Linked DNA regions of Homo sapiens: region 2 is linked to region 1. Evidence: chromatin contacts called from ENCODE Hi-C data. All regions are on one chromosome and are shown on one strand. The core of a region is the stretch at or near the end of the contact, and the rest is flanking DNA. Distances in the headings are between cores, read along the strand shown. Region 1 holds the start of LMBRD1 (LMBR1 domain containing 1). Region 2 holds the start of EEF1A1 (eukaryotic translation elongation factor 1 alpha 1).

What was found. A loop is a pair of places that touch in the nucleus more often than their neighbours do. Pooled maps may share reads with other maps.
Region 2: a map of B cell shows a loop between it and region 1 (33-fold over the local background). The contact joins the promoter of EEF1A1 here to the promoter of LMBRD1 in region 1. A Hi-C loop is called at or near these places in 4 of 168 maps with a recorded cell type or tissue (B cell, CD4-positive, alpha-beta T cell, CD8-positive, alpha-beta T cell and 1 more) and 14 of 50 pooled maps.

Annotation. Positions count from the first base shown.
Region 1 is chr6:69,795,280-69,798,284 of GRCh38, reverse strand. It overlaps LMBRD1 (LMBR1 domain containing 1), which reads left to right and starts at 1,275. Exons shown (of 16, transcript NM_018368.4): 1 at 1,275-1,472. The coding sequence starts at 1,404. RefSeq lists enhancers at 1,354-1,583, 1,212-1,767, 1,894-1,943, 1,768-2,324.
Region 2 is chr6:73,519,204-73,522,312 of GRCh38, reverse strand. EEF1A1 (eukaryotic translation elongation factor 1 alpha 1) reads left to right here and starts at 1,281. Exons shown (of 8, transcript NM_001402.6): 1 at 1,281-1,313; 2 at 2,257-2,430; 3 at 2,797-2,976; 4 at 3,085-3,109. The coding sequence starts at 2,287. RefSeq lists a silencer at 524-753 and enhancers at 476-1,298, 1,334-1,413, 1,464-1,573, 1,299-2,120, 1,864-2,163 and 1 more.

The DNA.
Region 1 (3,005 bases), core at 26-2,525:
AAGGACCATCCTATTTTTTCCCTCAGGCTTCCAGCCGGAAGTAGATTATAGGTAGAGCATAACTCATCACCACATAATACATTGGAAAAAGATGATGGTATTTTTTCTCAGAGTTGTTTCTTGACTACATCACAGTGGTGAAACATGCACTCACACCCCTGTGGACTCAGGTAAGCCATCCCAAGAGTTTCCTCCCTGTGGACTCAGGTAAGCCATCCCAAGAGTTTCCTCCTTCTTCTTCATTGTGGGCCTATGGCAGTGTGTTTTGTTTGCTGATGCATATACCTTTACATACAAAGCTATCATGGAAATTCACAGGCATGCATACATCTGAATAGAAAGGCTATAACATCATGTGATAAGTTCATGTCCAGCCAACCAGTTATCCCGGCTGGGCACCAGTGCCAGTAAATTAGAGTGATTTGGGCAGCTAGTCAACTTTTATTCAGAGTCAGCTGTCTCATGCGTCCGTGTGAAGAGACCACCAAACAGGCTTTGTGTGAGCAACATGGCTGTTTATTTCACATGGGTGCAGGCGGGCTGAGTCCGAAAAGAGAGTCGGCAAAGGGTGGTGGGATTATCATTGGTTCTTACAGTTTTTCGGATAGGAGGTGGAGTGAAGAGCAATGTTTTGGGGGTAGGGGGTAGATCTCACAAAGTACATTCTCAAGGGTGGGGAGAATTACAAAGAAACTTCTTAAGGGTGGGGGAGATTATAAAGAACATTGATCAGTTAGGGTGGGGCAGAAACAAATCACAATGGTGGAATGTCATCAGCTAAGCTATTTTCACTTCTGTGGATCTTCAGTTGCTTCAGGCCAGCTGGATGTATACGTGAAGGTCACTGGGGATATGATGGCTTAGCTTGGGCTCAGAGGCCTGACATCAGCCATTCTTGCAACCTGGTAAGGAGTTCTGCTAATCACACACATTCCACCTTGTACACGAGGGCCAAACTTCCTTTTGGTGAAGAAGTATAAACCTCTAAAATTGACTTGGATCTCCAGGTCCACCTAGCCCATTCTTTGTGGAGTTCCCTTGCTGTTCTAGTCTATCAACTTAGGCTGAGTCAAATATCTCAATAGGTTGCCCAGCTATGAGCCAACACCCTGCTCTGCAGCCCTCCCACATCTCAGCTTGCAGGGAAGCCAGCGAGGGCAGCGTGGTGATGTCACTGCGTCCGCACGCGCCCCGCCCCTGAGCAGTCCTTGCTGCCCCGCCCCCGCTCGGCTCGCCGCCAGGGGACGCTAGTGGGTCCAGTCTCCTTGGCAACCACTTGCTCCTCCCCCTCCGCCCCTTTAACCTTTAGGGTGCGCGGGTGCAGTATATCTCGCGCTCTCTCCCCTTTCCCCCTCCCCTTTCCCCACCCCGGGCGCTCAGGTTGGTCTGGACCGGAAGCGAAGATGGCGACTTCTGGCGCGGCCTCGGCGGAGCTGGTGATCGGCTGGTGCATATTCGGCCTCTTACTACTGGTAGGGGAGGCGCTTGGAGTTTTCCCCATGTTTGGACTGGGGGAGGAAGGGAGGGGCAGGCCCTGCAGTTGGCCTCTCCGGGCCCCGGAGACCCTCTTCGCCCCGCCCCGCTTTTAGCTTGGACTGTGGAGGGCTCCTTAGTGTTGGGGGCTTGGGCGGGCGGCGGGGGCAGGGGGGTGTCGATTTCCGGTCTCTTTTGCTGTCATTTCACCGATGACGTCTAGGGTTGCAGGGTCCTTTTTGGAAGCTCTTGCCGTCATCGCTGACTTGGGCAATGGGGCCGGTGGGGTTTGGGGGCGGAAGAGACCCTCGGGGTTGAGAAGTATGTGGTGGCCTTTCGTCCCCTGTAAAACATTGTCACACGGTGTGGGGCGGCAGCGCTGGATCTTTGCAAGTTAAGTAGGCGCTGGCGTTGTTTACTTGTCACCTTCTCTGTATGTTTTTTCCCTCATTTTCCCTACCCTTGGGGCTAGTGAGTCTCCAACCTCTGTGCCCATTGTGTGATTCTGCCTTGATGACGTGAGTTGCTCGTTCTGACTTCCAGGTGTCACATTCTCTTCTAATCTTTTTTTGATTGGTGTAGATACCTGTGGAGGGCGGAGCTGTAGCCCTCTTTATTACCAGTATCGGAGTATATACTACTACCTGTCTGACCTCAGGTGCTTTCTTTTCCAACGATCTTATTTCTGCATATTCAGTGAGCAAAGTGTAGATAGAAATGTCTCAGAGTGGCCTGGCTATTACTTCCCTGTTCATATTAAAACCCTTTGGTTTATTTGGGAGTTCAATTTATTTCCTTTCATAACTTCTCTACCTTCTCAAATCTTCTCTTTTCTCATCGTCCGAGGCTGTAGTTACTTTCTGTTCTCACGTATTTTGACCTTTTTGCATTGCAAAACAAAAACCTCCAGTTCTGGAAATCAGGCTTGTTTGGTTTTACTTTAATTGTCAGATCCAGTTGGTGTCTGGTACCTATGTAGTATGTTCTAGTAGATTTTTGCAGTAGAGACTAAAAAAAGAAAATAAAAGAAAAGAATGGTGTGAAAATTTAAGAAAAGGATCCTCTTGTTACTGCCATCACTGTCACAGATAAAAACACTGCCTTTACCCTGGAACATGTTAGTCCTCTCTTGGAGGAAATGAAACCCTAAAGGTTGACTGTGGTCTCTGCAGCCACCCAGTCCTGTATTTGGAGAGCCCCCTGGCTTTTCCAGTCCATCAGATTTAGTTTGTTTAGAAAAAAATAAATAAGCATGTAATGTATGAAAGTTACGTGAGACTATCTTGGCAGTTATAAATTAATAAACATTTACGGTACAGAAGTGGTGTGAATTGTAAGAGGATGTAAACCAAACAAAATACGGCTTTAAAGAGGGCCTGAAGATAAGTGAGAAAACTGAAATTCTTGAAACATGTATTTTATGGACCGAAAGCCAAAGTGTGACTATAAATAAAGCAGGACTTAAGAGAATAGACAACAATATTGGAAGAAAATGAGAATTGTGGTAGAGTTTGGATAGATGAAGAAGAGAG
Region 2 (3,109 bases), core at 32-2,531, 3.7 Mb before region 1:
AACGTTCTTCTTTCCTCAGAGGAGCATTTCCCAAGGCCTGCCTTGATAGCCATCCAAAAAGGCCAAGCTCATCCAATCTTGCCCTAGATTTATGCTAAAATGCAGTTACAATCGATAGGATGACAGAAAACGACAGCACTTATTTAAATATAATAGGCACTTATTTAAATAGGAGAAGCTGTGACTTCATAGCAAGTGTTGGGGTTAGGAAACTGGGTGGATAAACTTGCTGATGCTGTAGATCTTAGCCTCTACATGAGATCATGTGGAAAATCTGAAAGCATTTTAGGTTCCTTATGTTTGCAATCAAATAACTGTACACCTTTTAATTTAAAAAGTACCATGAGGCACACACACACACTCGCAGGAACTTTTTGGCGTAACAAAACTAGAATTAGATCTAAAGCTAACTGTAGGACTGAGTCTATTCTAAACTGAAAGCCTGGACATCTGGAGTACCAGGGGGAGATGACGTGTTACGGGCTTCCATAAAAGCAGCTGGCTTTGAATGGAAGGAGCCAAGAGGCCAGCACAGGAGCGGATTCGTCGCTTTCACGGCCATCGAGCCGAACCTCTCGCAAGTCCGTGAGCCGTTAAGGAGGCCCCCAGTCCCGACCCTTCGCCCCAAGCCCCTCGGGGTCCCCGGGCCTGGTACTCCTTGCCACACGGGAGGGGCGCGGAAGCCGGGGCGGAGGAGGAGCCAACCCCGGGCTGGGCTGAGACCCGCAGAGGAAGACGCTCTAGGGATTTGTCCCGGACTAGCGAGATGGCAAGGCTGAGGACGGGAGGCTGATTGAGAGGCGAAGGTACACCCTAATCTCAATACAACCTTTGGAGCTAAGCCAGCAATGGTAGAGGGAAGATTCTGCACGTCCCTTCCAGGCGGCCTCCCCGTCACCACCCCCCCCAACCCGCCCCGACCGGAGCTGAGAGTAATTCATACAAAAGGACTCGCCCCTGCCTTGGGGAATCCCAGGGACCGTCGTTAAACTCCCACTAACGTAGAACCCAGAGATCGCTGCGTTCCCGCCCCCTCACCCGCCCGCTCTCGTCATCACTGAGGTGGAGAAGAGCATGCGTGAGGCTCCGGTGCCCGTCAGTGGGCAGAGCGCACATCGCCCACAGTCCCCGAGAAGTTGGGGGGAGGGGTCGGCAATTGAACCGGTGCCTAGAGAAGGTGGCGCGGGGTAAACTGGGAAAGTGATGTCGTGTACTGGCTCCGCCTTTTTCCCGAGGGTGGGGGAGAACCGTATATAAGTGCAGTAGTCGCCGTGAACGTTCTTTTTCGCAACGGGTTTGCCGCCAGAACACAGGTAAGTGCCGTGTGTGGTTCCCGCGGGCCTGGCCTCTTTACGGGTTATGGCCCTTGCGTGCCTTGAATTACTTCCACGCCCCTGGCTGCAGTACGTGATTCTTGATCCCGAGCTTCGGGTTGGAAGTGGGTGGGAGAGTTCGAGGCCTTGCGCTTAAGGAGCCCCTTCGCCTCGTGCTTGAGTTGAGGCCTGGCTTGGGCGCTGGGGCCGCCGCGTGCGAATCTGGTGGCACCTTCGCGCCTGTCTCGCTGCTTTCGATAAGTCTCTAGCCATTTAAAATTTTTGATGACCTGCTGCGACGCTTTTTTTCTGGCAAGATAGTCTTGTAAATGCGGGCCAAGATCTGCACACTGGTATTTCGGTTTTTGGGGCCGCGGGCGGCGACGGGGCCCGTGCGTCCCAGCGCACATGTTCGGCGAGGCGGGGCCTGCGAGCGCGGCCACCGAGAATCGGACGGGGGTAGTCTCAAGCTGGCCGGCCTGCTCTGGTGCCTGGCCTCGCGCCGCCGTGTATCGCCCCGCCCTGGGCGGCAAGGCTGGCCCGGTCGGCACCAGTTGCGTGAGCGGAAAGATGGCCGCTTCCCGGCCCTGCTGCAGGGAGCTCAAAATGGAGGACGCGGCGCTCGGGAGAGCGGGCGGGTGAGTCACCCACACAAAGGAAAAGGGCCTTTCCGTCCTCAGCCGTCGCTTCATGTGACTCCACGGAGTACCGGGCGCCGTCCAGGCACCTCGATTAGTTCTCGAGCTTTTGGAGTACGTCGTCTTTAGGTTGGGGGGAGGGGTTTTATGCGATGGAGTTTCCCCACACTGAGTGGGTGGAGACTGAAGTTAGGCCAGCTTGGCACTTGATGTAATTCTCCTTGGAATTTGCCCTTTTTGAGTTTGGATCTTGGTTCATTCTCAAGCCTCAGACAGTGGTTCAAAGTTTTTTTCTTCCATTTCAGGTGTCGTGAAAACTACCCCTAAAAGCCAAAATGGGAAAGGAAAAGACTCATATCAACATTGTCGTCATTGGACACGTAGATTCGGGCAAGTCCACCACTACTGGCCATCTGATCTATAAATGCGGTGGCATCGACAAAAGAACCATTGAAAAATTTGAGAAGGAGGCTGCTGAGGTATGTTTAATACCAGAAAGGGAAAGATCAACTAAAATGAGTTTTACCAGCAGAATCATTAGGTGATTTCCCCAGAACTAGTGAGTGGTTTAGATCTGAATGCTAATAGTTAAGACCTTACTTATGAAATAATTTTGCTTTTGGTGACTTCTGTAATCGTATTGCTAGTGAGTAGATTTGGATGTTAATAGTTAAGATCCGACTTATAAAAGTTTGATTTTTGGTTGCTTCTGTAACCCAAAGTGACTAAAATCACTTTGGACTTGGAGTTGTAAAGTGGAAACTGCCAATTAAGGGCTGGGGACAAGGAAATTGAAGCTGGAGTTTGTGTTTTAGTAACCAAGTAACGACTCTTAATCCTTACAGATGGGAAAGGGCTCCTTCAAGTATGCCTGGGTCTTGGATAAACTGAAAGCTGAGCGTGAACGTGGTATCACCATTGATATCTCCTTGTGGAAATTTGAGACCAGCAAGTACTATGTGACTATCATTGATGCCCCAGGACACAGAGACTTTATCAAAAACATGATTACAGGGACATCTCAGGTTGGTGGGATTAATAATTCTAGGTTTCTTTATCCCAAAAGGCTTGCTTTGTACACTGGTTTTGTCATTTGGAGAGTTGACAGGGATATGTCTTTGCTTTCTTTAAAGGCTGACTGTGCTGTCCTGATTGTTG